Linked DNA regions of Homo sapiens: region 1 is linked to region 2. Evidence: chromatin loops called from intact Hi-C (ENCODE). Cell type or tissue: PC-9. All regions are shown on one strand. Links, peaks and the distances in the headings refer to the core of each region. The heading gives the core; the rest is flanking DNA. Region 1 overlaps NUFIP1 (nuclear FMR1 interacting protein 1). Region 2 has its middle 9.6 kb from the start of LINC00330.

The links. A loop is a pair of places that touch in the nucleus more often than their neighbours do. Peaks named below come from ENCODE experiments on the same cell type or tissue, not always from the same donor. Only the 100,000 strongest peaks of a DNase experiment are listed, where the experiment ranks them.
Region 1: it touches region 2 in a loop (13-fold over the local background); 5 of 110 quality-filtered maps call a loop at or near these places.

Annotation. Positions count from the first base shown.
Region 1 is chr13:44,963,144-44,979,741 of GRCh38, forward strand. It overlaps NUFIP1 (nuclear FMR1 interacting protein 1), which reads right to left. Exons shown (of 10, transcript NM_012345.3): 5 at 16,047-16,123; 6 at 2,701-2,793. Among named protein-coding and RNA genes, the nearest start is that of NUFIP1, 18 kb to the right of the region's middle. RefSeq lists a silencer at 9,991-10,285. In PC-9, for the core only: CTCF peaks have their summits at 6,928 (motif pointing left) and 7,132; a DNase peak (open chromatin) is centred at 6,918; H3K27ac peaks cover 107 bases.
Region 2 is chr13:44,810,907-44,827,504 of GRCh38, forward strand. No RefSeq gene overlaps it. Among named protein-coding and RNA genes, the nearest start is that of LINC00330, 9.6 kb to the left of the region's middle. In PC-9, for the core only: a CTCF peak has its summit at 7,685 (motif pointing left); a DNase peak (open chromatin) is centred at 8,515; H3K27ac peaks cover 2,474 bases.

The sequences.
Region 1 (16,598 bases), core at 5,435-7,934, 150 kb after region 2:
GGGAGAATTAAGATAATTATATTGTTTTCCAGTCCATGACTATTATATATTGCTCCATTTATACAGGCCTTGAATTTTTCTGAGCAATGTTTTGTAGTTCTGAGTGTAGAATCTTGCACATCTTTTGTTAGGTTTATTCCTAGGCATTTGATGCTATTCTAAGTGGTATCTTTTAAATTTTCAATTTTTAATTGTTGCTACTTTATAGAAATAGAGTTGATTTTAAAAATATTGATCTTACATGTATTTGGCAACCTTGCTAAATTCATTTATAAAAGTGGTAACACTGGACATCCTTATCTTGCTTCTAATCTTAGGGGAGGTGGGGGAGTGATCACTATTGCACCATTAAGTACGATGTGGCTACAGAGTATTGATAGATATCCTTTATTAGATTAAAGAAATTATTTTCTATTACTAGTTTGCTAATATGTCTTTTTTATGAACAGGTGGTACATTTTATCGAACTGTTTTCCTTACTCATTAAGTTAATAGCATTTTCCTCCTTCACTTTGTTAATGTGATAAATAAACATGCTCCTGGAATAAATCCCATTTAGTCATGATGTTATATCATATTTTTACATATTTTTACATATTGCCAGATTTGATTTGCTAACATTTTGTATAGGATTTTTGTCTCTCTGCTCAAGAGTTGTGTTTCAAAATTTTCACTTTACATATTTTAAAGCTATGTTCTAGACACATACAGATTTAGAATTGGTATGTCTTCTTGTTGTTGCACTGACTCTTTTAACATTACAAAATATTCCTATTTATCCCTAATAACACATCTTGCTTTAACATCTATTTGGTCTGACATTAATATTGTTATACCAGGTTACTTTTGGTTGGGGTTTGCATGGTATAACAATTAGTGCTGGATCAACTGTAATTCATATGTGAAAAAGTTTTAAAGGTCCTTAAACCCTACACTATGTACAATAATTAATTCTAGACATATACCAGAAACACAAAGCAATAAATCTTCTAAAAGAAAACATAAAGAAATAGTTTTATGATCTCCAAGTAAGCAAAAGTTTTTTTTAAGGCAGAACACACACAGCACTGACCATAAAAATAAAAGATTAATAAATCAGACTTCATGAAAATTGAAATTTTTATTTATAAAAGACACCATTAAGAACTTCTGTTTCTGGCCAAAATAAAGTAACAGGGACTGAATTTATCCTCCTACCTGAAATAACCAAAAAACTAGCCAAAATGAATAAACGATGGTCTCTATGACACAGGGCATGAAGCAACAAGAGAAGTGAGCCCTGAAAGACAGAAAATAAATGAATAGTGAACCCTGCAACTGCCCTTGCTTACAGCCTTAAAGAGTTTCCAGACTGCGGAGAAGAGGAATCCAGATGGGACCTGGTAGAATCCCTGAATTGAGGAACTGGAGTTGAGACACCAGAGAGAGCAAGACATCTAGAGCTTCAGGATGTACCTGAGAGGAAAAAACTACAGAAAGAGAGAGAACTCTAGAGATTTGCAGAGGATTTACCCTGGACTATTTAGCAGAAGACTGATTGGCATGTATTTGTCAGGAAACTATCCAAGGTTGGGGGAAAAAAACGACCCAAAAGGATCAGAGTTATCAGCACCTCATCTTCACTCCGAGTCATAACTAGGGCCTGTTTGTACCTCATATTTCACAGGGCATGGGGTAAGATACCCAGTAAGATATTACATCAGTAGTGAGTAGTTAGTTTCAGACTAAACACTGCTCTGGTTTCATCTAACAAAATCTTAAAAGCAAGATCCAGAAGGATGAAACCGTTTCTAAGTAACTCAGTTGTCTTCCCAGAAAAAAGTTCAAGAACATTTATAGAAACACAAAAATATACAGCACCTGATGTGGTTTGGTTGTGTCCCCACCCAAATCTCATCTTGAATTGTAACTCCCACAATCCCACATGTCATGGGAGGAACCAGGTGGGAGGTGATTGGGTCTTTCCTGAGCTGTTCCTGTGATACTGAGTGAATGAGTCTCATGAGATCTGATGGTTTTAAAAAGGGGAGTTTCCCTGCACAAGCTCTCCTGTCTCTGCCTGCTGCCATCCATAGAAGATGTGACTTGCCCCTCTTTGCCTTCTTCCACAATTGTGAGGCTTCCCCAGCCACGTGGAACTGTAAGTCCAGTTAAACCTCTTTCTTTTGTAAATTGCCCAGTCTCGGGTATGTCTTTATCAGCAGCGTGAAAATGGACTAATACAGCACCCAATAATGTAAAATTTCCAGTGTCAAGTATCCAATCAAAAATTACCAGGCATGGGGCCAGGTGCGGTAATCCCATCACTTTGGGAGGCCAAGGTGGGCAGATCACGAGGTCAAGAGATCGAGACTATCCTGGCCAACATGGTGAAACCCCATCTCCACTAAAAATACAAAAATTAGCTGGGCGTGGTGGCGCACGCCTGTAGTCCCAGCTACTCGGGAGGTTGAGGCAGGAGAATGGCACAAACCTGGGAGGTGGAACTTGCAGTGAGCCGAGATGGCGCCACTGCACTCCAGCCTGGGCAACAGAGCGAGACTCCATCTCAAAAAAATAAATAAATAAAAATAAAAATAAATAAATTTATCTTTTTAAGTAAATAAGTTACAAAAGCAAAGATTTCATAATTGAGTACATAAGGGTTTTAAGATTTTGTTTTGTGCTCCTTTTCATTATTCATAAGCATAAGGAGCTTACCCATATTGTGTTGTTGTCAATACTGCTCCTCTCTTCTCCTTTTCAAGTTTTAACTTCTTCTTCCTTTCAATATTGGCCAGAGTTGGATAGTTTCTAGAAAATAATAAAAGTTAATTATAATAGGGCTTTTAGAGTACAATTTTAAATAAGCAATCAAGCAATTGCTGAATTTAGCAATTTTGTTTAACACCTAACACAGCAAATTATAAACCTTTAACTGCTTCTACAATTTTTTAAGAGGGAAAAAAGTACTTATAACAATGTTACTCAAAGTGTGGACCACCTGCTAATCCACAAACTTTGCTAGCAGTCTGCAACTAGACAAGTGTACACTGGAATTTAAATCAAATATATCATACAATGTGCTCAAACTGATTTAATTCATCTATATGGCATGTACCCATAAATACTGTAAAAAAAATTTTTAAGTCTATTCAATTTATTCTAGTCATTACCTTTTATTTCCTTCTTATTTATTTATTTATTTTTGAGTCGGAGTCTCGTTCTGTCACCCAGGCTGGAGTGCAATGGTGCGATCTCAGCTCACTGCAACCTCAGCCTCCTGGGTTCAAGCAATTCTCCTGCCTCAGCCTCCCAAGTAGCTGGGATTACAGACACCTGCCATCACGCCCAGCTAATTTTTGTATTTTTTGTAGAGATGGGGTTTCACCATGTTGGCCAAACTGGTCTTGAACTCCTGACCTCAGGTGACCCACCTGCCTCAGCCTCCCCAAATGCTGGGATTACAGGCGTGAACCATCACGCCCGGCCAAGTCTATCCAATTTCTTATGCAAATACATGCTAGGTATATCGAAGTTACCAAGACGAGGAGGAGACAGTTCTCAAAAAATATACACGGTGGCTCATGCCTGTAATCCCAGCATTTTGGGAGGTTGAGGTGGGCGGATCATTTGAGGTCAGGAGTTCGAGACCAGCTTGACCTACGTAGTGAAATACCATCTCTACTAAAATACAAAAATTAGCCAAGTGTGGTGGCGGGCGCCTGTAATCCCAGCTACTCGGGAGGCTGAGGCAGGAGAATCTCTTGAAACCAGGAGGTGGAGGTTGCAGTGACCTGAGATCGTGCCGCTGCACTCCAGCCTAGGTGACAGAGCAAGACTCCCCCTCAAAACATAAATAAATAAATAAATAAATAAAATAAAATAAAAAATATACTGTCTACCAGGAAGATAAGAAAAGCACACAAATAGTGATAACATAAGACAAAAGTACCCAAGAGGGTATAAAGACTGGGGGGTAGGGGTGGAATGGAAAGACTATATCTAATTGGAAAAATCCATAAAGAAAAGAAATGAAAGAAATTGGTCTTAAATGGTAACAGAAATCAGAGTATGTTAAGTAGGCCAAACAATGCAAACAAACCAAGACTTCAGAAAGTGAAAGAGGCCGGGTGTGGTGGCTCACGTCTGTAATCCCAGCACTTTGGGAGGTCAGGAGTTCGAGACCAGCCTGGCCAACACAGTGAAACCCCATCCTATTAAAAATAAAAAAAATTAGCTGGGCATGGTGGCGGATGCCTGTAATCCCAGCTACTCAGGAGGCTGAGACAAGAGAATTGCTTGAACCCAGGAGGTGGAGGTTGCAGTGAGCTGAGATCACGCCACTGCACTTCAGCCTGGGCGACACAGAAAGACTCTGTCTCACAGAAAAAAAAAAAGTGAAAGAGATATCTGGACAATGACAAGTAGTTAATATGGTATGAAACACAGTTACAGGCAATCAGACTGGAAAGGGAGACTCAGGCCAAAATGTGTCTTGAATACCAAACTAGAAAGTTTATATTTAATTCAGCAGGTGATAGAGAGCCACAGAAAGTTATGAACAGGGAGAGATATGTACAAAGCAGTGATTAAGATGAAATCTGACAGAAGTGTGCCAGATGAACTGCTTTCTTTGTTTCTCTGCACAGCTGTGTGGAGATGCAGACACCAAACTTTCAGGAAGAGGGCAATAGATTCTAGGAGTATAAAAAACATAGAAGGAAGGGAACACAGCTCTCTACTACCCCGTCTGGCTGCTGATCAGAGTAAGTTTGGAGAAACATCAACAAATGTGTTCTGCCATTGCTTCTAGGACACTTCTCTACCTTCTGCCTTTTTTTTTTTAACATTTGCAACACTGACTTGAATAGCACAGACAATATATAAAGCCTATGGGTGGGCCATACTGAAAGACAGGAATGGAAATGACATTGGGTAAGTGGTTAAGTAATCAGAAAAAAAATGTAATGAATTTCAATGAGGACAGTGTGAAGCAATATATATCCAGTCAAGAAAAATAGACTCCATAAAAAAAGATGATTAATGTACAAACTATAAATAAACATAAAAGGAAAAGATCAAGGTCATAGGAGATAAAAATCTGACAGTCAGCAATACATGACTACATTTTTCGAAAGCAAACATAATCTAAGGTTATAAGAAGTAGACTCTGGCACTTGTACGAGTGTGAAATCTTCCTCCAGGATACTCAAAAGCAGTCAGATAATCTCAGGGCACTGTGTCCAGTTCTGTACTTCTAAACTAAAGGAACACTGAGAAGAAAAAAAAAAAAAAAAGACTTGGAAGGGATTCAGAAGAGACTCAAAGATGATTAATAGGATGAAAAATAAAACCTCCAAAGAAAGATGAAAGGAACTATTTGCAACCTTTAAAAGAAGATGAGAAGCGACAATAAAAATAGTTTTACAGAGAGGATGGTCCAGTTGTTCTCAAACTGAAGAGAATATGCAGAAGTAGAAATGAGAAAAACAGTAATGATTTTTACAGGCCTCACAGTGGCGAGACATGTAACTCACAGCTACTCAACACCCTCCACAATTCTCAAATTTACTTATTACTTAAGTTTCTTCAACATTTTTGCAGAGTATTGCAGACTCTTACCATGTTGGGCTATATGTTACATGATAAAATTTGGCACTACAGTGTACTACGTACCAGAGAGCAGATGCTAGGTAACTGCTTTTCATTGGTAAAGAATTTAAACTTGTTATAGCAAGTGGATTTTAGGTAAGATATAAGAAAGAGTTCCCTAAGTGAAACATCAAAGATGTGATGTGTAGAAACTCCTTTGATGGAAGCCTTTTAAAACAGCTAATTTTCTCTTTCAGGCAGACTGCAGTATCATGTTCCTAAAGGTAAAGAAACTTAACTTCCTAAAATTAAATATCATGTTCCTAAAGGTAAGGAAACTTGTCTTCCTAAAATTAAGTATCATGTTCCTAAAAGTAAGATTAGAGTTTTAAAAAGTTGTAAGATTTTATTTTTCTTGGTGCTGAAATCAATAAAATCCTCTTCCAAAATTTATTACATTCTTATTTACACAGAATCCAGATATTTAAAACTAGAGAGAAAAATGGTTGCTAAAAAGCACATTATCGCAAAAAAGAAAAATCAGAAACACAAGACCTAATTACACACATAAACAACAGTAGGAAGCCCCACTCCACCAACATGAAGCTGAGATAAATGAATAACGAAAAAAAAGGAGTTCTGATGAAGGAGTTCAGGTTCCTAAAGTACAAGAAATAACAAATCCAAAGACTATTGAAAAAACATAAATTATGTCTTACATTGCAGTTACATACATGTAAAGCTTAGTCCAATATCTCCTGTTAGAGAATGGATAATATGAAGTTATAAAGACCGTGACAAGGGAAATTTTCACAGTTGGTTTTTCTATATTTTTATCTACTAAAATCATTTTCTCCCTGTACTTCTATCTTTCCTCAGTTCACTAAGAGGAAATGGTCCTGAAACTATGCTCTTTTCCTTCCTCTCTTCTTTCATTTTTTACCTCTTCTTCACCTTCCTCATTGCCTATACCTTATGCCTCCAGTGACAATCTTTAAGCACTACAGAGCCAACACATGGGCAAACCGTCCTAACCATTATCTTAGCACAGACCATTCTGGTCACATTATTCTCTCCAATTTTTTCCTTATGCTCAAATCACGACCCATTTATTGGCTTTTCCCCTCTGCCTGTTCTATAAAACATAGTTACTCTTCCCACTCTCATTAAACCACAACTGCTTCCACACAAGCTACACTATTGTACTTTTCTTTCTGAACATCAAAAAGATACAGCATTCTTTAGAGCAGATCTCCTGTGTTGGAATTCTGCATGAACCAGGGAAACAAAAGGATTTCCTCAGAGCCACAGTAAGCGTTGAAATAAATTGTAAAACTACTCCACCTAGTGGACTCCCAGTCTGCTGTGAAAAATGTTCCACTGTTTCTATAATAAAAGCAAGGTTTTGGAAACAAACCTCTACCACTCATTTTCCCTAAAGCCAAATCATACAGCATTGGTACTACATAGGACAGGAATTAAGAAAGAATAACTTTTTTTGGTGGCTTTTTTGGGGAGGTAGGGGAAAGGCTATTAATGGAAAGCCTTAAAAGTTATTAAATTAAATACACTCGGTACCCCTGAGTCTGACTAACCTGAAAAATACAGAGATGTAGAAGTAAGGACAAAGATGTACTTTTGTCAAAGATAAGGAAGCCATATGCCAAGCAAACCTTCAGTTTTCTTTAAGCTTTAAAATTCTTACTCTGTGAAATCTTTCACAAGCTTTTCCTAACAGAGCAACTACATAAAGACCTTATTTTTCCTGCATGTCAAAGAATATAGTGGCTTCATCGGAAAGAATGTAGCTCTCACACAAAGATCAAATTCATGAAATAAGGACTATTCTGCCACACCAATGTGGAACTTACTCTTTTTAGGAGTTCAAGTAATATTTTTTAAAAATTGAGAATGACAGGAATGTAGAAAGTAAGTATATTTTTGTAACAGGGTTTTTTTGTTTGTTGTTTTTTTATTGAGACAGTCTCACTCTGTTGCCCAGGCTGGAGTACAGTGGCACGACCTTGGCTCACTGCAGTCTCTGCCTTCTGGGTTCAAGCAATTCTCCTGCCTCAGCCTCCCAAGTATCTGGGATTACAGGTGCGTGCCACGATGCCCAGCTAATTTTTTTTATTTTTAGTAGAGATAGGGTTTCGCCATGTTGGCCAGGCTGGTCTCAAACTCCTGACCCCAAGTGATCTGCCTGCCTTGGCCTCCCAAAGGGCTGGGATTACAGGTGTGAGCCACCACGCCCGGCCCATAATAGGTTTTTAAAAAATTGCTAGTGGGGATAGTATTTATGCATTTTTGAGAAATCTATCAAACATACCAAAAGAAAAGCAGTATTTCCCATATCCTCTAATAAAATATACATACAGAAAAAATATATATGAACTCTTCAGAATATATTAAAGAGCAAGAACCTGAGAAACAAACTATGGAAGAACCTCAGATGAACTCACCCAGTGCCCAAAGAATTTTCAGAGCACTTACTAAACAAAGCAACATCACAGGTATAAATAAACTTCATCCAAAATTGCCATCTTCACCCCATTTCCTCATTCTCTTTAAACACCTCTAAATTTCACAAACCTATAACCTCACTTATTCCCTCAACAGATTTTGCCCATTCCTCTTCCAAGGCACTTCTGCCTGCTGTCATAGCATACCTCTGGAAACCAGAGCTAGACTCTATCCCCTCAGCCCCCACCTGTCCTACATAAAAAGAGCCACCAGCAAGCCTATTAAATGCTTGCTCAAACCAATCCTTTATTCAGAAGGACAGAGCCGCTTCCAAAATTCACTTATAGTTTTGAAATTCCACTGTGCCACCAAGAACTAAAGCAAACACTGACTATTCTCCCCCATTCCTTAACAATTTTGTTTCAGGCATCCCATCAACTCCACTGCCACTGAAGGTGGTCAAGCAGCCCACTTCTAGCCAATGAGATCTATATAAATTATCTCCTGGTTGGAAATAAAAACAAAGCTACTGTTTTCCCAGTGAAAAGGGGGGAAACTAGGCTACGTGTACCTTTTGTCTTTTTCTCTTCTTTCTGCCTATTCTGTGGCTTAATATTTGCATATGCAAGAACATTCTGGTGACAGGCAAGAGGAGAGCCGCCTACTCCGGTGCAACAAGAGACAGCCTACGTCCATGGTACTGTCATGCAGCAACAGCAGCCCTGGATTTATTTTTTTTTTAACCTTGGGAAAATGACACCTCTTTGCACTAAGCCATGGTAGTAAGGTTGCCATTCCATTTCCTAGAGCATGACTAGCTAATGCAAGCACCACTGCACCCTACCATCTCCTTTTATCTGAATACTTTCCATGCTCAAATAGGCTTATCTTGATTTAAAACTATCCTCCTACACAGTTTGGCAGTTTCTCATAAAGTTAAACATATGCTTACCACATGACCAACCAATCTCACTCCTGGATATTTATCCAAGTCAAATAAAACCCTATATTCAAAACAAAAACCTATACGTGAATGTTTATGAAGACTTTATATAAAGGCTAAATACTGGAAACAACACTCAACTGAGAACGGATAAACAAACTGATATACATCCATACTATGGAAAAGAGTAATACTCGGCAATAAAAAACAAACAACTGCTACATGCAACAACATGGATAACTTTCAAATGCAGACTAAAAATAAGTGAGTCAGACTAAAAAGGCCACATACTGTATGATTCCATTTATATGATGTTGCTGCAAAAGTATGAATATAAGAACAAAAAATAAATCAGTGGTTGCCAGTGGGTGGAGGGGAGGCTGCCATCAGGGCATAAGGCAATTTTTCCAGGTGAAGAAACACTGTTCTATATCTTGATTCTGGTGGTATTTATATGACAGTATATATTTGTCAGAACTATCCACTAAAAAGGGTGAATTTCACTATATGTACAATATACATTAAGATAAACTGGGGGAGGGAGGCCTCTTATAGGAAGTCTTGAAAAACAAATAGACGGCCCTCCCCTCCAAAAACTCAAATATCCCTTGACCAGTCAGGATTATCCCTACATAGCTAAAATTAATGCTTCAGTTACTTGTAGTCTTATGGCCACCTCATGTGTATTTATTCATTTCACACTACAGTGAGAACCTTAAAGGCAAGAAGTTACTAGTGTTTGTTTTGGTGAACTCAGCCACATATAGCAAAATCTTTGTCCTTTCAAATACTGAATGTTTACCTCTAATTTTCAAACTAAACTATTGTCAAGAAGTTATGCAAAGATAAGCAAAATGTCTGTTAACATATATTCAAAGGTTGCTGAGATTTCTTGCTAACATTAGAAAATCAAACTAGTCTTCTATCAGGAACTTTAAATAAATACATGCTGCCTATGCTAGTTTTCATCTTCAAATATTAATGTTTCCAAAGTTTCTCTAGCCAGTGGAAATTTTTTCCTTTAATCATTTATTCACGAAACCACAAGGGGGCATAGTTCACATTCGTGTAGGGAAAAGCCATTAATACTTTAAAATACGGATGAATTTGGTTTGTCCCAGTGATGGTCTACCCTACCCTATGTAGTGAGAATTTAATGTTCAAAACCACAGCAGTTTAAGTACTATTAGTTACACTATAATTTCCAAGCATAATTATTAATCATATCAAAATATTTCTGCCCAATTTCTCTAAAAACAACAAAGATACAGCTCAAACATGATTTATAAATACAAGTCTCAGTAAGACTTCTCCAACCACTTACTTGTGTGTACCAAAACAGAATTATACCCATAAGAAAAATATCTTCAAGCACCATTTACACACACTAACATTTATAAGCATTCCCTATAACTATGGCACTATGGGATAGAAGCAGCCAGGTAAAAGTTGGTTCTTACATTTCAGAGCTCACACTTAATTCAAGAATAAAAGACACATATGCAAAGAAGTTCACCAACAGGGTCATAATAAAGGATATCTGTGCTAAAGAGGCAGAAAGGAGATACCATATTCAAAGAAGGGCAAGACATTTCTCTAGGCAGATGAGAAAAAATATACCCAAAAGTGGATGGATTTCAGATGAGCTAAGAGCAATGAGCAGAACTTTAAAGATGGAGTAGGTAAGATCTTCTAGAAGCAGCAGCACGAACAAAACTAAAAGGGCGAAAGTTCACAAACCCTGTATGAGATATGATAAATAACAAGTTTGACTGAGACAAAAAGCCCCTATAAGCAAATAATATGGAAATAATCAGAAAAGACAAGTTAAGCCCACATTATAGGATTCTGGTTTCCAGTTCTATGGAGTTTTATTCTCATAGGCATTTCAGCTGATTAAAAATAAAATCAGTTTAACAAACTTTTAAATTTTACACTACACAGTCATCTACATAACTAAGAAACATATGCATATTGAACATCTAATTTTGCACCACAAAACAACAAATACAAAGAAAATACCCTAAACTTCTCTTTGGTCAAGTCAACTCCTTAAGTCAGATAGCACTGCCCAAGTGTTCACTTGCAGACTACATTTCAATTGTGTGGTTTTCTTGAACAGGATGTAGCAACTGAGCCAGAGCTGGGATTTTGCCAGATGAGTGCAATGGAGGATAATGGAAGAAGGAAGCTGAGATATCGACAAGAGCAGCCGAAGTGAAATAGGCTGGGTAGGAAGTGAAGGAAGAAGGAAGATAAAAGAAAAACAAGGTAAAGAGGATGGGAAGCCTCAACTATTCCAAGCCCTGGTAGAGATCACAGTGAGCTGGACGGATGGAAAGAGGAGTATGTCCAACTTTAGAATCCAGGATGTGGTCATGAAAGTAAGTGGCTGAAACTGCATGAAGGTGAAGGGCACTGGAAATTTGTTTTGTTTTGTTTTTTTGAGACAAGGTTTCGCTCTGTTACCCAAGCTGCAGCGCAGTGGCGTAATCACAGCCCACTGCAACCTCAAACTCCTGGGCTCAAGGGATCTTCCTGCCTCGGTCTCCTGAGAGGCTTGGACTACAAGTGCCCACCGCTGCACCTGGCTAACTTTTTATTTTTGTAGATACCAAGGGTATCACTTGGTTGCTCAGGCTTGGCCGTTAGAAATCTGAAAGTGAAAAGGTACTGAATGAATTCAAAATATACACAATTCCACTGCAGCATCTAACATGCCAAGGGCGAGTGACAAAGGCAATCAATCCCTGGGGAGGGTGTGAGACTTGAAGACAGATGGCACAGAGCTCAAAGGAGAAAGGCCAAGGAGTAATCATCTGGAATCCTCATCAAGGAGGCCCTGTGTATGTCTCAACATCAGTCACTTTTAGTTTTTGTTTTATTTGACCTTTCCATCGCAATCTGCACTGCTAACCATATCTTCCTTCTCAAAATTTTCCCCTCCACTGGCTTCCAGAGGAAGTTTTCTTCTACCTCTCTGGTTCCCACTCAGCAGGCTTGTTGGATTTTATTCTCTATTAGACCTTCGGATGTTGGAAGGGCTCAAGGTTCAATATTAGGCTACCTTCTCTTTTCACTCTACCCTGTCTCTGTGGGGAATCTGTTCCATATTCCCAGTTTCATGACTCAAAAAACTATCTCCAGTCTAGTCTGGTCCAAGTCCCAATGCCTACTCAACATCTTCAAATAGATGCCTCAGGATCTCCTCAGACTCAACAATGTCCAACCCAATACCTCCAAAGCCCATCCTCTTCCAGTGTTCCCCACCTCAGTAATAAGAACCACCTTTCATAGAGGTGCTAAGCCTAGAAACCTGGAAGTCTCCTAAAACCTCTCTCCTCTTCAACCTCACAATCATTTAATCCCCAAACACTGCCCATTTTCACCTCCCAAATGTTCTACATCCACCTAGTTCTCTCCATCCCCACAACTGCCATCTTTGTAAAGCTTCTATTTTCTCTTACCTATACTCACAGTTCCTTGAACATGCTAACCTCTGTCTGACCACTAATCCCTGCCTCTCCTTATCTTTTCCTAGTTAGTTCTGAATTCAGCTACCCCTGCCTTTGTCATGAAACACCCTAATCTTCCAGACTAGATGAAGTCCCCTTCCTCTTATATGCTGAGCAAGGGAATAGCAGAGGATAGTGGGAGAGTGAAAGTGCTATAGACATCGTAGAAAAGAGTAAAGTTGGTTACCATTAATTTAATAGCAGTTCCACATTTCCCAGTTTAAATTATTTAATTTATACCACCACAAGATAGAAGAACCGAAGTTGGCAAATCAGGAAGTCACTTCAGACCTTCCTTATACCCTTCAGTAAACTCAAAGCTTCAGAAATTTAACTGTTTAGTTAGATAACTTTTAAGTTGCTTTACAATCAATGCTGACTAGTAACCGCTACCATTCCCCTCAAGAGAATTAAACATTTATAAAAGGGACTGACACCAATAAGTTGAACCAACCTCTAACTGATCAAAGTCCAGGCTAAGTAGTAGGGGGAAAAAACCTAGTGTCTTAGCAGTTAGGCCACTTCCATCCCATCCAGCAGGATACAATCTTCCATACCATCGTCATCAGCTCTTTATAATGTACATATCAGAAACGAAGTGGAGTTAACTTCTTGTTTGATTACTGCTCTATGCAAAAAATGAAAGAAGAAGGAAGGAAGGAGAAGGAGAAGAAAGGAGGAGGAGAAGAAAGGAGGAAGGAGAAGAAGAAAGGAGAAAGGAGGAGGAGGAGGAGGCGAAGGTGAAGGTGAGGAGGAGGAGGAGAAGGAAGAGGAAGAAGAGAAGAGGAGGAGGAGGAAGAGGAAGAGGAGGAAGAGGAAGAAGAAAAAGAAGAATAACAACAACAAGAGGAGGAGGAAGAAGAAACAACCAATAGATAGAAAAGAAACAAGCAGAACAAACAAAACATTTTTTAAAAAGTCCAGCTACTTGGGGAGTGGTGTCATGAGGAGAAAACCTTGTATCTATAAAGAAGCTACCTACAGAAGCCAAGGAACTTCAGATACCGTGCTTCAAAATTCCTATGTCAAACTACTTCATGGTCTCAGTCCATTTTATGTTGCTATAACTGAATACATCATAAGATTGGATAATTTATAAAGAAAAGAAGTTTATTTCTTACAGTTTTGGTGGCTGGGTGGGAACTCTCTGCAGAGGCCCAAGGCAGCAGAGGGGCAAGGGGGCTCACAGGAGACAGGCAAATTGATCTTTATAATTGACTCACTCTGATGATAACAAGCCCACTCCCTTGACAATTCACTACTCCTTTAATCCATTAATCCACCAATCCATGAATGAATTAATCCATTTATGAGGGTTCTGCCTTCATGACCCATCACCTCCCAAAGGTTCCCACCTCTCAACACTGCCACACTGGGGACCAAGTTTCCAACAAATGAACTTTTGGGGGACACATTTAAACCACAGCATGGTCCACACTCCTTCAACTTCTAAGTTTGACCTTGCAATTGGCTAAGGCTCCCTTATCACTGCCAAGGTTAAGTATTCCCACACTACACTGTTTAAGTACTTCAGTCAACAAATATGTATTTCTCACATACTAAATTCTAGGCACTGTGCAAAGCACAGCAGAATTAAAGATGTATAAGACCAGGGCCAACTACAATGTAATGTGACAAATGTACTATGGTTGTATAAATAAGCTATGTATTTGCAAAGGAGGTAGTAAATAATGCTTTAGGGTAGTGTGTTTCAGGGACTGGCAACCAGCCAATCCACACACACCAGAGTAGAAATCAACTACGTCACTAAGCATGATATTTAGTTCAGCTGGTATTTTTTCATTTTTTTCTTATCAACAAAGGAAGTAATATACTGATTTACATTCTGGTACAAGCTCTTTTGTTACAGACTGGCACTCTGGTAGCACTGACATAGAGGTGGTGAAAAGTAAGGAGAGAGTAGTAAGTCAGGCAACCTTTAAAACAAGCCTACACGATAAGTAAGATTTTGCCAAAGAGATCAAAGAAAAAGGTATTCTAATATACTCTACTACAGGTGGCCTAGATTCCTTCATTTGCTAGCCACAGATGCTCTTGAAATGCTATATTATGTCCACCAAGTCCCGTTGACTGGTTGGACCTGACTTGTTTAAAAATTGAATTCCTCAGCTGGGTGTGGTGGCTCATGCCTGTAATCCCAGCACTTTGGGAGGCTGAGACAGGTAGATCACTTGAGGTCAGAAGTTCGAGACCAGCCTGGCCAACATGGCGAAACCCCATCTCCACTAAAAATACAAAAACTAGCCAGGTGTGGGGGTGCACGCCTGTTATCCCAGCTACTTGGGAGACTGAGGCAGGAGAATCACTTGAAACCAGCAGGTGGAGGTTGCAGTGGGCTGAGATTGCGCCACTGCACTCCAGCCTCAGTGACAGAGACTCTGACTCAAAAAAAAATTGAATTCCTCTAACTGTCCCTTCACCCTTATCCAACTCTTTCCTTTGTACACAGTATTAATACCTGATACACTTTCGTTGAATTATATTTATTCTCAGTTCTGAATCTTCGTGCTTCTGCTGGTCTTCCTCAGAATTACCTCTAAAGCCTTAAAGGGCAGCATCTAACTTTTTCACAGAAGAGTACATCTGGCACATCACCACCCACGACAGTGGATTTAAAGTGAACCTTAAACTAAGGCGAGCCAAGTACAAATGTAACCTGCTGCTCATAAGAGTCTGAAGTATCTTTCTTGCCCTTTAAGGATAGTTCTTCTTGTTTTCATCCCAGGCTCTCTTCATTTTTTAATTCCAGGAAAAGAGCAGTTGACTTTAAAAGTGCAACTGATCATTACAGTAGTTCTGCATAGTCTTCTGCTTCAGGATGAAGTGTTCTAGTATTTTCTGAGAAGGCAGTATAACAGTGCCCTAGTGGAATTTCAAGTATATTACAGCTAGACATCAACTAAACTTTCTTCCTTAGTAAGTGTAAAACCACAGGTTACATGGTGATGCTCAAATTTCTTTAATCATAGGAATGAATTCCTGATCTTCTCATTGTTAAGAACAAGCACCTGTATCTCTTATCCTTAGCACCTGTGCATCTTATTTAGCGGTAAGCCTGGGATGAAAACAAGAAGAACTATCCTTAAAGATCAAGAAAGATACTTCAAACTCCTTTGAGCAGCAGGTTACATTTGTACTTAGCTCACCTTAGTTTAAGGTTTCAGTTTAAATCCACTGACATGGGTAGTCATGTGCCAGATGTACTGTTCTGTGATAATACACTTCTGTATAATACACTTTTTGGTAAGAGTACCCACCCATTATTGCCTCAACCACTGAACATCTGACAGGTGACATGCAGTAGCCCCCCTCAAAGAGCAACATACAGTCCCATTATGACACATTTGCTACTTAAATGAAGAGTTCTTATTAGGTCTTCCTAAAACTACGTTCAATAATAGTCTTACATAATATGCCTTATGGTCCTCTTCCCTAGTTCCAACATTCTAAGGGAATTCAATGAATTTAACTACATTAATAAGCCTTGTCACAGTAAAACAGTTATTTCACCAGTTCTGAACTCTACTCACTTCCTTCTTTCTTCCCTCCACCGTGCAATTTCCTCTGGAGTGTCTAACTTGATCTTCTTCATGCCAGGAGCATGCATCTAGGGGGAAAAAGCCTGCTGAACATCAGGAGGCAATATCATATGCTTTTGACTAACTTGGAGACTTTGTTTCTACAAGTAAACTTATGTTGGACACAATTTTAAAACCAAGTAAGCAGGTTGTATCTATTTGTGTTATAACTTTTCCTTTAAAGGAAGAAGAATCTATCATGTATTTAATTAGTGCTATTAATAGAGGGAAAAGGGGTAACATAATTTTGATTACAAAGTAGATATGCCACCCATTCTCTCAAATGACATTAAACACCCAAATGAATGACTTACCAATCAAAACCTAGAGAGGCCACTAAAGATATGAGTAGACGTGACAATCTGTAGCAGCATGGTGTAGTAAAGCAGTATACAATTTGGAGTCAAGAAACTGAGGTCCAAGAATCAATTCTCAGGCCTTGGGCAATTCATTTTTTAAAATATTTTAAATGGGGCCAATATAAACAACCATAGTTGTTTGTGA
Region 2 (16,598 bases), core at 6,711-9,210:
ACTTTAAGATCTTGCCAGGACTACTTCAGGCATTCTAATGTATGTCTCTTTTATATTTAAATAGATTTTTTTTTACAAAAATTACATGTTTATACATAAAGTCTTTTGGTCACTGATCTATTTATTTTACTTAGCAACATATTATAAATATTTTCCATACCAATTGATATTTTCTTTAATATGTTGTCTAGCAGCTACATACAGTTCTGTCATTTGGATGTATTGTAATCCTTTATTTATTAAGTCATAAGTAAGGCTTTGATGGACATCTTTGAATGAAAATCTTTAACTTCATCTCTGATTACTCTTAGGATAACCTCCTAGAAGTTTACCTTCTGTTATTAATACATGCCCATGTTTTTAATCAGCAGTCTTCAAGTTCATCCTTTGATTCTACTTACTTAGGAGTCATTTCACCACCAAACAATAACATGAATATAGATGCCAAAACAAAAGGAATGAAAATGCCTCCAGTAGACCCAGAAACATGTTAAAGATTGAAGCTGTTCGTTAAGGAAAGCTTTAAGGCCAGACCAGAGATGAGCTATTTCCTGAAACATCAAATAGAGAAAATGAGCTGATGTCAACAGAGAGATTCAAGAGAAGTTACTATAACACAATTTCAAATTAAATTTCCAACACTTCCAGAAATAAGTGTCACTGAGGAAAGTTAGAAAAGACACGGGCACACTGTGCAAAAACAATGTATTGCTTGCAGTGATAATAAATAAACTTCCAATATTTGTAGATCAGCATGTCAAAGATAAAATGGTTGGTAATATGAGTCACATCTATTTTATTTTCTATCTGTGTTATGGCTGCATACATTTAAAGAGTGAGATAACTTTACAAAGTTTATTATGAAAAATAACAGTGGTCCCACCCAGTTGCTCTCATTTTCTCCTTGTCAGAGGCAACCATTTTTCACATCTTTTTAGCCATTATCTTGGCATTTACCTCCATAATCCTAAATAGTTTATTTATATGCTTGTTTTTACCCAATACTTTTCTGGTTTTTTGTTAAATCAATTGAGAGTACTTCTTAATTTTTCTTTTTTTTTTTCTGAGACAGAGTCTCCCTCTGTTGTCTAGGCTGGAAGGCAGTGGAGCCATCTCGGCTCACTGCAGCCTCAACCTACCAGGCTCAAGTGATCCTCCCACCTTAGCCTCCCAAATAGCTGGGACTACAGGCATGCATCACCATGCCTGGCTGATTTCTTTTATTTGTTTGTTTATTTTATTTGTAGAGACAGGGTCTCACCAGCTTGCCCAGGCTAGTCTTGAACTCCTGGGCTCAAGCAATCCTCCCACCTCAGCCTGTCAAAATGCTGGGATTACAGCACCCTGCCACTTCTTAATATTTCTTAGATGAAATCATTACACTTTGACTTTCCACTGTGGAAGATGAGAATTTAACTCTATTTCCACTAGCATCAACACACACACACATCCTCTCAATATAGTTATCTATCAATCTATCTGCATGTGCATGTGTGTTGTATAATCTTGGTTAGATCAATAACCAGTGATTACATTATTATAATAATACTCTCTGATTACTTTTCTGTACAATTCTGTTTTCCCTGGAATTAATGATGATTGTTTTCTCTGTTGGTTTAGCTTTGTAATGGCAAATATGTATTTGCCATTGAGTCAACTTCAACCTTTCCATCTAGTCAAGAATTATTTAAAGACATTCAACTGTCTAAATCAAGACATTCTGATGCATTAACTGTTCTGCGATTTTTGCCTGGAAGTCATCTCTCCTAGAAATGCTGATGGCTCCAATTTAATCTGGTACACAGATCAGACTGTGCCTGGTACACAGCTGCCTCACCCTCATCCTGAGGGGGCCTTTCGTGTTAGACCTCCTGTTTTCTAAAACTCATGTCTTCCTTTTTCTTGATCAATTATCCCAAAATTATCAATTATCAAGAAAAAGTGCTTGGGAATTAAACATTTTGAGATCCAGAAAATGTTTTTGTGCTCCCCTCTCACTTGATTAATATTTGACTGAAAATAGAATACTAATCTAAAAATAACTTCAATAGCCTCATAATTTTAGGTGGCATCGATCCATTGCTGTGTAGATTTCAGAACTGTTGCGAAACACAAAGACCTTCACATTTCCAGTCCTTTGTAAGTAGCTTGGTTTTCCCCTCTGGAAGCCCATAGGATCTTCTTTTGGTTTTAAGTGGTCTGAAAGCTCTTGATTCGGTACCTTCATGTGGTGTTATTTTCCCTGGTTGTTCTGGATGTTTCATTCTGTGAAATCTTCTGACTGAGTGTTTATTTTCATTCCCTCTGTTTTTGCAGTCTTATCTTTTCTCTTTTCCCTCATTTCTGTTTTTATTTTTGTTCCACTTTGAGATAACTTTATCTTCCAAAACCTCTTGTTGGTTTTCCATTTCAGCTGCAGTGCTTTTAATTTCTAAAAGCCCTCTTTTATTCCCTTGATTTTTTTAATAGCAAAGCAGCATCTTGTTCGTGTTTCATGGATGCTTTCTCTGAGAATTTAATTATATTTTTAAGTAGTTTTTCTTACATGGTTTCTGTTTCTCCAATTTGTCTTTTGCTATTTGTTTTTGTTTCCATCTTTATTTTTAGAGGCTCACCTCAAATGCCTAGTGACCCCTGATTGTCTGCTCATGTTTAAGAGCAAAGCCTTAAAATTCTGATTGGAAGCGGTCAACACACGGATGGGGCTTATTGAATGTGAGCTTAAGTGTAAAGTGACCAGGTTGGGCCATTCCCTTAGGGAACCTCTGACATTAGTATCTTTAGGTCTTTCCTCTTGAATTGGGCAAATTCCCCAGAGAAGAACCATCTGGTCTCTTGCCTGGAGGTTAGAGGCCTGGCTGTCAATATTATGGGAAGAGGACTGGGGGTCAATGCCCCTGTATCCTTTTTGTTAACTGTGCCTAGTGTTCCCCAGGACAGAGACCCCCTCCTCTTAGTACTCAGTCCAGAAAATAACACTTATCTCCTGCTGGGAGTGGTGAGAAGCAGCCCCTGGTCTACAAAGAGCAGGCAAAGCTATCTAGAGATCTAACTGCCTCTTGACTAGACTTTTCATCAAGAGTCTTGTTTCTAGTCTCACCTTTAAACCCATTTCCATAGATACTTGTGTCATGGATTCCTGAGCCTTTGGGTACCTTTGTAAAATTGCTGGGCTTTTTTTTTTTCTGACTATTGGCTAGGATTCTGTCCCCTCAGGTCAGCCAAATTGATCAACACTCATCCATCTGCTTACTAGTTTCCAAAATTTGTTGCTGTTATCTTTTTATTCCTGTTGGAATTATATCATCTAAAAAACAATGTCATTTAATTGGGGTTTCAAAGGAAGAAACTCCTGCATGAACTCCTGGAAGCAGGGAATACTTTTAAGGAAGAGAAAACAAACAGTAAAACTATTACCACAGAAGTTCAAAGGGTGATATGCTGAGGGGAGGGTAAGAGTACAAGGAAAATATCCCAAGCTTAGCGCTTTCTCCTAAAGTGTGCAAGCGGAATGCAACTGAACCCAGAGAAAGAGGGAGCTCCTCACAACAGTAGAAAACCAGATTGGGAGGAAGCTTTGTAACAATTGGTGATTTTATCTGCCCCAGCCAATGCACACCTACATTTGAATGTAGGTGAATTTCTGAACCAATGCCTTGATAGGTGTATATTTGATAGGCGTACCTTTGAATGTAGGTGAATTTCTGTACCAATGACCCTCGTGATGTTATCACTCTCATTCTTCAAATGAAGCAAAAGGCCCAAGAAGGCAAAGTAACATATCCATGATTACAGCGATCATCAGTGACAGGGTCAAGATGTAAACTCTTGTCTTTCTGATACTAAACTTATGTCCCTTGGCCATATTGATCATGTGGCACTCACAGGCCATATTGCTAATATTGCACTTGAGAGTGACCAGCCATCTATCCGTACTGTCCCCACATTCTCCCCTGCCTCATTCACACTAACACTTGGAGCCGTGTGCTCCATGGTTCTTCTTGCAGCAAAGTTTTCCTTCTCTCCTCTGTTGGTATGCTCATTTGTTTCCTTTAACTTCTTAGTTTCCAATTAGTCAAGATCCATATTGCTGACAGATGATCAGGGTGTGGTTCTTAGTAATGTTTATGGATAATGTAACTTCATCCAAATAATGTCTTGGGGGTTACTCAGAGAAATTTAGCAGATTAGCTAAGGGAAAGAAATAAGCTTGATGTTATCTTTGCCAAATATAATGGATTAATAGCTAAGGACAAGTGATGATTTCTTTTGTGTATTACTTATAACATAGAAAATGAGTTTTTGTTTCTGAGGAATTAGTTTCTGGTCCATGCTTGGATGAGCCAGAAGTTTAGCTTTGTTGGCACTCTGGTTTTATCCATTTTTCTTCAATTCTTCCTTGAGGTTTTGTATGTTGCTACTCCTTCTCCTTTCTGTGCTAACAATTCTTTCCAGAATTAACACTTTCGGATATGAGTATTGTGGAGGATGTGGAAAGCGTGGTCTGGTATAAGATCGCTGAACCAATGTTGAGTGTCACCGATGAATCTTCGCACCGTCCCTAGGTACCACTGGGCACCACACCAGGCCTAGGGTGACAAAAAAGGAGAAGATATATGTGGGGGAAAAGATAAAGAGACATGAAAGAAGAGAGGGCAAGAAAAAAGGGAGGGAGGAAGGGGAAATAGAAGAAGGGGTGCTCCTGGGTAGGGCAGCTAATCTGGCAATAAGATCCCCAGTCTCTGGCTCCCCACCTGTGTCCCCCCTGGGGCCTGGGTATTGCACCACAGGTCCAAAGGGTAAGAGTTCTTCACCTTTCATTTTGGCCATAGTCTGGCTTGCTCAGTTATTGTCTCATTTTTTTTACCCATCCTATTTGCCTTTTCACTTCAAATCTCAGTAATTGCAGCAGCTTCTGAGCATGACTCAGCCCTCAGATGTGATCGGTACAGCCCACAGAAAGTTTCACAATGCATTGGAATGCCTGCAGACAGACCTGCACGTCTCGAGGCATTGGAATGCCTGTAGACAGACCCACATGTCTCGAGGCCTCAGAATCCCCACTTCTTGTTACATCCTCCACTTCCCGGCTTGAGCTGCCTACTTGGCCTTTTAACGCATTTGCGTAGGTGACACCTGGCTTCCACTCTGTGAGCCCTAATCCGCATGTGCCCTCCTAAGTATTATTTTATGCGTCTGTGTTCTTCATCCACCACCACATCTTGAAGTTACTGAAGGTAGGCACTGTCAGTAAAGGCATCCCACTGCCACTCCGCTTCACCACGGCCGTAACAGGAACCACAGGTATCACTATATCTGCCATTTACTGAGCTCCTCACATGTGGCAAGGCCTGTTCCAAACACTTTACGTGTGATAATTCATTCGATCCTAAAATACAAAGAGGTTTAGATGAGGAAACTGAGGCACAGAGTAGTTAGCTTGGCCAAATTTAACACAGGGAAAGCCCAGGACTCCAAACCCTTTCAACTTTACAGGCTGCATGCTCAATCACCACACCCAAAGCCAAATTCACCATTGACAGTGGACAGCCACTGAGTTAATTACGTTGGAGAAGTCATGGGGAAGTCTGGGAGTTGAGGCATCTGGATTCCAATTCCTACTCTCTCGTTTCCTTAATTTCTTTCCTCTCTATGTGAGGGGGCATATTAAGCAAACAAATTATGATGTGTCCCAGCTTTTCTGTCTTCAAAATGGGAAGAACAGACCACCTGTATCCATCTACTGCCCAGAGAAGCCTCGTCTGTTGATGATGCATCTCTTCACCAAGAGCCCGTCAGGGCTGCAACTCTTCTGAAGGAAGGTTGGGGGAAACCATGAACAAAATAAAGAACAGCTTTCAGAGCAGAGCAATAGCTTACTTTGTGAAAGCTTGGGACACAAGTGGTTTTTTTTTTTCTATAATGTCTTTGAGCATTGCAGGAATGCAACACACCAGGTGTTAGCTATTTTCTTAGAGTCCAGAAGTTTGCAATACAAAAGCATTTGGAATTGCTTTTGAATGCCAGGTATTTAAAGTTGCCAACCTAATGACTTATTAATAAAGCTCTCCACCACTTGTAAGCGAATGTTATTAACAAATCCTACTTCATCAGTTCATATAATCTGATTAACTGGAATAAAACAGGCATCTAGCTCCCCAGTAATTTGCTGAACTTGCACTACACTAAGGGATGTCTATGCTGCAAACCAACTTTTTAAATTTGTGTGTGAGAGGTACAAGCCATGCCCAACACCTTCCCAGGGTGCCATTGGCTTTTTGACTCATCCATACTCATCAGCAACCTCTCCAGGGGCCCTGTCTGATCTATCCAACTCCTGCTGGCAGGAAAGCTCCAGTTCCTCTGCCTGCCACGTTCTGAAGTCACAAAACTGTGCAGCCTCCTCTGGGCACCCTGAGATCATGAAGTGGGGAGGGGGTAGTGGAGCTGAAAATAGCCTCTGTTTGAGTCACAGGGACAGGGAAGCAGGGCCAGCCACCCAGGGTCACCATCCGGTGCCACACCCTGAGGGTCACTATCTGGGATCTATCACTTGAGGCCACCACCCGTAGCCACCATCCAATGCCACCTCCTGGGGCCACTACCCAGGACTCTCCCCTGGGGCCATTGCCTGGAGCCTTGTGAGTCAGAGCAGGTCAGGGTGCCTATTCCTGCCTCTCCGGAGCTTGAGGTCTGTGGATCACCGTTTCCCATTCCTTTCTAGCAGTTTCCTGGGTTATTTAAGCAAACAGCTGCTTCCTCATTGTGTCAATCGCAAATCTGGGCAATCACTGGAAGGAAAAATGGAAAGAATCAAGCAAAAAGGCCTCATTAACATCATTTAAAACTCCTCAAATTAAATGCCTGGATCTGCTCTCCCAGTTATATTTACCATAATCCCATGTTTTTTCCTCCATGTCACAAGCAGCCCTGAACACGGCTTTCCGATTTCCGCACCGCTTTGCCTCCGCTCCTCCAAACTCAGAATGTCTTCTTCCCCATGCTCAGGGCTGAGTGAAGTGAGTGGAGAGGGGGCTATCTGCGCCACTCCTTCCCAGCCCCCTCTCCTTTGCATCCTCTTCAAAATTCAGGCCAAATGTTACCTTTAGGGCTCATTCTTTGACAAATTAGTCTATAGGAATTTTTGTCCCTAAACTCTGATACTATTTCAGCCCATGAGTTACTTATTTAACATGCAGTGAGCCCAGGTTGTTTATAATCCATCTTCAGGATTGAGGAAACAGATAAAGAAAGCATGGGTCCTGTCCCAGGGAACTTCCAACCTAGGGAAACCTACTGATTCAGATCGAGGTATTACAGCATGGTAGGTGCTCAGCTAATTATGTGACAAAATTGTGGAAGTGCTTCCCAGCAGGGGGAGAAAAATCACTTGTAATGGTCAGAATTCAGCATGAGATGCATCAGGAGGGACAGTAGGTACCCCCGGCAGTGTGGCTTCACGCAGGATTCAGCCTTAAGTAAACGCAGCGTTTACTTAAGTACCCTTCAGCGTACGCTTTGCGATATTTTTATTTGGATTTCTAAAAATCTCATAATAAATGACCCTTCCTTTCCTCCTCTTCCTCCTGATTTAAAAGCTCTTGGTCCTACACAAATCTCCAGTTGCTCGTGTGCGTTGCTGAGCTCTAATCTGTGCGTTGCTGAGCTCTAATCTAGGATCTAAACAGCCCCTGGGAGGTAACAGTAACGTTCCTAAACATTGCCATCCTGTGGCCACATGAAGAGAGAACAGGAAATGGTCATGGATGCTGCCATTTAAAGAGGGAAGTCAAGCGCAAGCTGCAGTCCCCAGACCCTCCTTCTCACTCCATATCCTGTCCCCAAACAATTGCTAGCAACCATAAAGATGAATTCCTGACCTGGAGAGGCTGCTACTCAAAAACAGACCCACAAGCAAAAGCATTAATGAATGCAGGCCCACCTATCAATTCAAATGCTCTGCATCTTGGGAAGTCATATTTCTCAGGAGGGTAGGTTTGGGTAGGCTAGCAAACAGCCACCTCCTCCGAAAGTGCTGGTCTTCAGGAAGGTTGTAGACAGCCTGTTCTTAGAGGTTGCACCTCTTTTCCAGGTCAGAGTTGCTGCCTTCTGTTTGAATAAGGCTGTTGGGAACGGCACCACAGATTTTCAAATGTCTCCAGGAAGCTCCTCGCAGCTCGTAGCCCTGCTGTTAGGCCATGTTGACAGCATGGGCCAGGCCTTTGGGATTCTGGCCAGTGATGCTGGCTAGGGAGGAAGGGGGATAGGCCTGAGTCTGTTTGCCTCTTGATCCGTGTGGGTCATTGTCACTAAGGGATACCTAAAATTGAGCCTGAGCAGCCAAGCATGAAGAGAAGAATGGACCCCATGTTTGACCTGCTCTTGGACGCTTGATAGGTAAGATACTCACCTGGATCATTATGCTCCCTGTCTGCACTATCCTGGGCTGGCTTAGGTAGCCTAGTCAATCTAGACAGTCTTACGTCTGTGATGAGGTCAGGTTTCTTTGCTATGAGTCATTTCCCCCATTCACATAAATGGAAAAAATTCATCAAACACATGCTTACTTGGTCAACTCTGCAGCTTATCACACAAGGTGAAGAGCACATGACTTTGTCAGCCTGCAAATTTACTGGAGTAACTGCTGATGAACAAAGAAAATAGTTGATGCCAACCCCTCTACTAGTGACAATAATGACAGAGATACCTTACATTTGATTGCGCTTTTAAGCTATGTATGTACTGTGAAACACAGATATGAATTTTTAGGTTGGGAAATTGATACTCAATTTCAATTAACTAGAATGGAAAGACTGGAGAGTGATTTTGTAATTTTAAAACATTAGATTTGTTTTTCTAGCCTCTAGTAAACATAATTCGTAAGGATAAAATGAAAACTGATTACCTTCTTTTATCTAACAGAGAATGATAGTTAAGAGTCATGCTCATGATTGGAATTCCAACATTTATTTGATTAAATGGTCTATGTATTGAGCACGCATAGAGTATACTGCACAGACTCAAACTGTGGGAACTTACGACCTAAACAAATCTCTCCAATGCAAGGCAGTTGTGTGATGAGGCTTTGTATACATTCCAACAGCTCATTACTATAAAGCACTGCGTCTGCAAAAGAAAATAATTCCAGACATGGTAATCAAGAGGGCATTGTAGGAAGAGGATGATTTTGAAGTGATCCTCCAAAAACCCGAAGTATTTTGACAAGCAAAGCCAAGAATGGAGGAGGGGCATTTCACGTGGATGGAGTGGCTTGAGCATACCTTTCCTGAAGCAGAAAAGTATATTTAAAAACAAAAATAATAATAATAATAATGTGGTTTGGGTTAGCTAGAATAAAGGAATCTGGGAGATAAAGTTGAACAAATAGTTAGGTGTAATGTTATAAAAACCCCTGAAAGCCAGTATATCAGTTGGGGTTCAGTCAGAGCCTATAGAGCTCAAGACCAATTGAAATAATTTCATAAGAGGAATTAGTTACAAAGGTGTTGGGAAAGCTGAAAAGTTAATGAGGGGATGGTGAAGCCACCTTGGGCTTATCACCAACGGGGAGCTGTTACCACCCATAGGGCCAGAGCCTTAAAAGCTGGGGCTTCCCTGGGGGAGCTGGATCTTCTGTGGATGCTGCCCAGTAAGATCTGGGTCCATGGAAGGAGTCTGTCTGGCAAGAGTTGGAACCATAAAGGAGAGCACAGCCACTAAGAGACACTGCCTGACTTGGGGCAGAGGGTGTATCCTGGCTTCTTCCACTACCCTCCAATCTCTCACCAGCGCACTGGCCAAACGCAGCTGTGAGCTGGTTGGCAAGAGAGCCTTGGACTGGAAATTAATTTGCGGGGAAAAGGCAGGACAGATCTGGGAGCAATCAGGCAAGCAACAGCATAGTCATATTGTAGGATTGGACTATTCATTGTAGGATTAGACGATTCATTAAGTAGTGAATAGTCCAATCCCGCAATCTGACTGTGCTTGGGGTTTTTGGAGGAGAATGTTAACAATCATGGCATTGCACTTTGGGAAGGAGGAGGTCCTGGAGGAGAATGTAACAATCATAGCATTGGAGGATGACAATAAGATCCATTAAATTGCTGTGAACATTTGTATAATCATGGTGGGCTGAATAACAGCTTCCAAAAGATATCCACATCCTGATCCCCAAAGCTTGTGATTTTACCTTATATGGCCAAAAGATTTTGCAGATGCTACTAAATGAAGAATCTTTTTTCTTGTTTGTTTTTTGTTTTTTGGGGGTTTTTTTTTGAGACAGAGTCTTGCTCTGTCACCCAGGCTAAAGTGCAGTGGCACAGTCTCAGCTCATTGCAACCTCCGTCTCCTGGGTTTAAGCGATTCTCCTGCCTCAGCCTCCTGAGTAGCTGGGATTACAGGTACCACCACCACACCTGGCTAATTTTTGTATTTTTAGTAGAGATGGAGTTTCGCCATGTTGGCCAGGCTGGTCTCGAACTCCTGACCTCAGGTGATCCACCTGCCTTGGCCTCCCAAAGTGCTGGCATTAGAGATGTGAGGCACTGTGCCCAGCCTAAATGAAGGATCTTGAGATGGGAAATTATACTGGATTATCCAGGTTGACCCAATGTAAACACAGGGGTCCTTATAAGAAAGATGAAGGAGGCAGAGTCAGAAGGTGATGTGACAACAGATGCAGAGGTTGGAGTGATGTGCTTAGAAGATGGAGTATGTGGCCTCCCAGAAGTTGGAAAAGGCAAGGAAATGGATTCTTTTCTAGAACTTCAGAAGGAACCAACCTTTCCAATAACTTTAGCCAACTGAAACTGACTTAGGATTTCTGGTCTCCAGAACTGTAAGAGAATAACATTGTGCTGTTTTAAGCCACTAAATTTGTGTTAATTTGTTACAGCAGCAATAGGAACTGAATATAGTATGGGCCAAGTTCATAAATTACGGAGACTTCACATTCCCAGGTCTCATTTCCAGGGCCCACTGGCCAGAACTATTCTTTTTCTCCAGTTTAAATCCTCTGAAAGTGTAGATTCCTCCACAGGCTCCCAGGCACACAGTGTATACAAGTCCCTGCCCTCAAGGCGCCTGTTTATTCCACCCCAGGTGGAGGTCCACTCCATCAGTAGGTCCACTCCATGAGGACCTACGCTGTGTGTGCACGAAGCACATGCAGGTCCGTGTGGTCGACTGCCTCTGAAGTGAGTTCTGCTATTCATGCCCTGCTGGAATTCCCTCCCCTTGAGGGGGGCGCTGGACCTGATGACTTTCTTCTACTGGCTACACTGGAGTAGATAGGATGTCACTTCCAAGAGTCGGTTATGAGAGACTGTGACTCCTTGCTTACACATTCTCCTTCCATCATTACCTCCCTTTCCCCTCCTCCTCGCCTTCTCCCGCCCCCTCCTCCTCCTCTTTCTTCTCCTCCCCTTCCTTCTTTCCCTCTCTTTTTCTCTGCACCTCTCACTGTCTCTCTCTCTCAGGAGCCAGCTACCAGCAGATGCATCCAGGAGACCTCCCAGCCTGTGAAGACTCATTCTTCTTCTGAGGCCTCATGCCTTGAATATGAGACCAAATAGGGCCAGCATTTATTGGTCTTGGGCCGCTCTGTTTGTGCAGGCTGTCTAACCGCAGTAACCCCGAGCGTCTCTTAAGGAGCGTGGGGAGAGGCGGCTGGGAGCAAGCTCCGCCGTGAGAATGCTTTCGTTTGAGTGAAGGCCTCCACAGGCCCCTGCCGTGGATTGCTTATTTAAGTTCAAGAAATAAATATTGAAGAATGAAAATCAAAACCCGCAGAAATTTAGACAGCGAAATTCTGGGTGGTAAGGAAGATTGTGTGATGATTTCACAAGGAGGATTTCGGAGAGGATTCGGTCCTTATACTAAATATGTTTGAGGGTGGAACGCTCCCTTTTCTCGCTGCAGTGCAGTTACCTGAAGTCCTTGGATTCTAGGCCCCTGTTCTTCCCTGCTTTTGCTCTTACCTTGCCTCCATTTATTAAGCACTTACTGGATGCTACGCTTTGCACCGAAAGCCTTCTGTGAACTCCGAATATTTGAGATGGGTCTCAGTTAATTTAGAAAGTTTATTTTGCCAAGTCTGAGGACCCACGCCTGTGGCACAGCCTCAGGAAGTCCTGCCCACACGGAGACTTCACATTCCCAGGTCTCATTTCCAGGGCCCACTGGCCAGAACTATTCTTGTTCTGGGTAGGTTAGTTTTCTACGTTTTAGGGAGACACGAGACATCAATCCATATATGTAAGAAGTACATTGGTTCAGTCTGGAAAGGCGGGACAACTTGAAGCAAAGGCAAGAAGACTTAAAGCAAAGGGAAGGGGTCCTCCAGGTCACACATAGATGAGAGACTAATGGTTGCATTCTTTTGAGTTTCTGATTAGCCTTTCCAACAGAGGCAATCAGATATGCATCTATGTCAGCGAGCAGAGGGGTGACTTTGAATAGAATGGGAGCAGTTCCCAGCTTGAAGGGGCCCAAGATCTTTTCCTTTCACACTTCTATGCTGTGCTCATTTAACTCTCACAATTCAGTGAGGCAGGCACCATTACTATACCTATGTTACAAATGGGGAAACATACCTAAAGAGGTCACATCATTCGCCAAGGTCGCAGAGCAGTAAATACAGACTCTGGAGTCCAGCGGCACGTCAACTTTTACTTTAAAGCCAAGCCATTAACCACTGGGCTTCACGACCTCCCTCAAAGAAAACTGCTTCCAGCCTTTCCCTTTAAATAAAAACTTTGTTCTTTACATTCTAAATTGCTTTCACTTGTCAACAGCATTATGTGTAAACCCATCTCCTCACAGTTTTATTTATTTATTTATTTATTTATTTATTTATTTATTTATATTTTTTTGATACCGAGTCTCACTTCGTCGCCCAGGCTGGAGTGCTGTGGTGTGATCTCAGCTCACTGCAACCTCCGCCTTCCCAGTTCAAGCAATTCTTGTGCCTCAGTCTCCTGAGTAGCTGGGATTACAGGTGCCACCACCATGCCCAGCTCATTTTTGTATTTTTAGTAGAGATGGGGTTTTGCCATATTGGCCAGGCTGGTCTTGAATTCCTGAACTCAAGTGATCTGCCCGCCTCAGCCTCCAAAGTGTTTGGATTACAGGCATGAGCCATCGCGCCCAGCCCCACAGTTTTATTTTGAAAGAGTTGGCTGTAGTGTGGGTTTCTCAGCCTCAGAACTATGGACATTTGAGGTTGGATGATTCTTTGTTGTGGGGTCTGTCCTGTGCATTGTAGGATGTTGAGCAGCATCCCTGGACCCAGCCCACTAGATGCCTGTAACACGCCCCTTACCCCTGCGACAACTGTGACATTCAAAAATGTCTGCAGATACTGCAAATGCTCCCTAGAGGAAGAGGGAGCAGCATCATCCCCACTTGAGAACTGCTGGGCTGGGCTAGCGTTACACTCAGTGCCTATTTCCAAAGGGGCAGTGGATTTCAAGAGCTCCCCCTCACCATTCCCATCAGCTCATTCTAGAAAGTATTTTCAACCTACACTTACATTAGAGTATCCTGGCAATATGGTCATTTTCTTTCTTTCTTCCTTCCTTCCCTCCTTCCTTCCTTCCTTCCTTTCTTTCTTTTCTTTTTTTGACAGGGTTTTACCCCAGGCTGGAGTGCAGTGGTGCTATCTCAGCTCACTGCAACCTCCACCTCCTGGGTTCAAGCAATCCTACCACCTCAGCCTCCCGAGTAGCTGGAACCACAGGTGTACCCCACCACACCTGGCTAACTTTTGTAGTTATTGTAGGAGGGACTTTTATCATGTTGCCCAGACTGGTCTCAAATTCCTGGACTCAGGTGATCCGTCTGCCTCAGCCTCCCGAAGTGCTGGGATTATAGGCATGAGTCACCATGCCCAGCCTCATTTTCAACTAATCCTCAAGAAAGGAGCCCAAGGATTACTAGAGGCATAAAAAGCTCTGTAATTTCCGTAGGCACAACAGTGCTGAGAGGGACAGTGGAGTAGCGACAGAGGACTTGGTCAGGAGCAGAGACCACCAGCCATTATCTCTATGGCACCAGCATCCCCAGGATCCTCTGAGACCCATCACACAGCTTCACTATTCGATTGTTTGGGAGTATCTAGATTCCCGACTCTAAAACATGTGTTGTTTGTGGTTGTCACTGTCACAAGCCCTAGGATTCTTAGCATCATGGAGCAGACGTTGAGACTTACAAATGAGGAAAGAGAGAAAAAGTACTGCAAAATTTGCCCAGGCTCACCCTCTTCACCCTAATCTAGAGGAGGTGCTTGCTATTGCCTTACATATGGAATTGAATACAACTTTTGGAGGTTGTGTTAGCTATTTTACATCCTTAAGGGAACTTTTAGAAAATACCATATCAAGGCTTTGTTGGAGTTTTGGTTCCTTCAGACCCTGAGACAGTATTTGGGTGCTAGTAGTGTATTTGGGAAGTGACCCCGGGAAGCATGGTAAGAAGTCGGGGAAGGGAAGGAAGCCACTGACGTGCGCTTTAACAAACGGTGACCTATGTGGGCAACCATGGCTCAGTTCTACTGGGCCCTCCAACGGGCTGTGCCAAACACGAACACATCTTAGAATTGTGCCTCTAGGCCTTAGGGAGGTAGAATATTCATCTACCAACTCCCATTCCTCACTGGTTGAGGGTTGCTCCTGAGACATTAACTCCAGGCCTGTCTAGGCTGTCGCTTCTGCAACCAAGGATGCTCTAGTGGACAGAGAAGGCCCTTGGTCAGAGAGAAGCAGTAGCTGAAGCTAAGCAGGCAGGTGAGTTGCATTAGTTTTCTATGGCTGCATAAAAAGTTACCCAAAAATTTAGTGGCTTCAAGCAACACACACTGTGATATCAGTTTCTAGGGGTCAGGAACACAGGCACAGCTTTGTTGGGTGATTCTGCTCAGGTTCTCTCAGGGGCTGCCAGCAAGGTTTTGTCTAGGACTGCAAGCATCTCAAGGTTCAGCTGGGGGAGGATCTGTTTCCAGGCTTACTCAGGGGGTTGTGGGCAGAATTCAGCTCCTCACAGGCTGATGGGCTAAGGAGCTCAGTTCTCTGCTGGCTGTTGGTCAAAAGCCACCTTCAGTTCCTTGCCACATGGGCCTTCCATGGGACAGCTCACAACATGGCAGCTGGCTTCCTCGCAGTAAGCAAGCAGGAGGGCAAGAGAGGACAAGCATGACTGAAGACAGTCTTCTGTGTGTAACCCAACCTCAAAAGTGACATCCGTCACTTTCATTGCTTTCTATTCATTAGAAATGAGTGCTAAGTTCATCCCACAGTCAAGGGGAGGGGTTTACACTAGAGCTGGAATAGCAGGAGACCCCCAGGAGCCATTGTAGAGGATGCCTATTGCAGAGGTGCAGGTGAACTGCCCGCCAAAGTTCTAGGTAAACTCTCGGCTTAGCCAAGGACTGTGACCGAGGCACTGGCACATCTGCCCAGGTGAAGTAACTTCATGCTGCTGCACTGTCCCTAGTTACTGGGAAACATTGCAGTTGTCTTGAAACAGAGAGGCCCTGGAACACAATATTTTTAAAGGTAAACATTATTAAAAATGGGAACATTAACCTGGTGCAGATTAAAGAGAATCCTTCTGCCTCTCTGCAGATCTGAAACTCAGTTGAACTGAGTGACAGGGGCTTCGCTAAGTTCTAGGGACGCAGCATTAAATCCAGAGCAATCCCCACTCTCAGAGGACTGAAAGGGACCGAAGCATGGATGGCAGAACAGGGCAGTAACTGCTGTGCCAGGTGTCAGTGCAGGCAGCAGGTGGATACCGGCCCACTGGGCTTCAGGGATTCAATCCCAGCAGGGTAGGGAGGTGACTGCCTCTCCTTCCTCTAGAATGAGCCTTGTGGGATCACCAACATTCCTACCATGTGCCTTCATGTGCTTAATCTTTCGTGAAGATTTACGGTCAAGCACTTTCCCGGTAGGCGAGCCATGCTTTAGAAGGGACACTATGCCTGGCCCTGAAGAAAAACAGGAATAAAAGAGAAAGAAGTAAGAAGAAACAGAATGGCAGAAACTAACTAACACAGCCCAAACACATCGGAAGACAAGCAGCTCTCCCTCTCCCACAAATTAGTGTCCAGTATATGACCCCCACCCTTCCACACCAGCCCTCTTCCCTGCTAACCAGGCCACCTGCCCTACCCCTCCACTATGGGCAGGCACTCCCAGGTGCTGATCTAATCTACACCTGCCTACCAGCAGTATTGGAACCACAAATGCCTCCGGAGCAGACAGCTCCTCACTGTGAGAGTACTTTATCCCCTTTATTTAAGACAAACTTTAGGCCAGGCGCGGTGGCTCAAGCCTGTAATCCCAGCACTTTGGGAGGGTGAGGTGGGCCGATCATGAGGTCAGGAGTTGAGACCAGCCTGACCAACATGGTGAAACTTCATCTCTACTAAAAATACAAAAATTAGCTGGGCGTGGTAGTGCACACCTGTAATCCCAGCTATTCAGGAGGCCGAGGCAGGAGAATCGAGTGAACCTGGGAGGCGGAAGTTGCAGTAAGCTGAGATCATGCCACTGCACTCCAGCCTGGGTGACAAAGAGAGACTCCATCTCAACAAC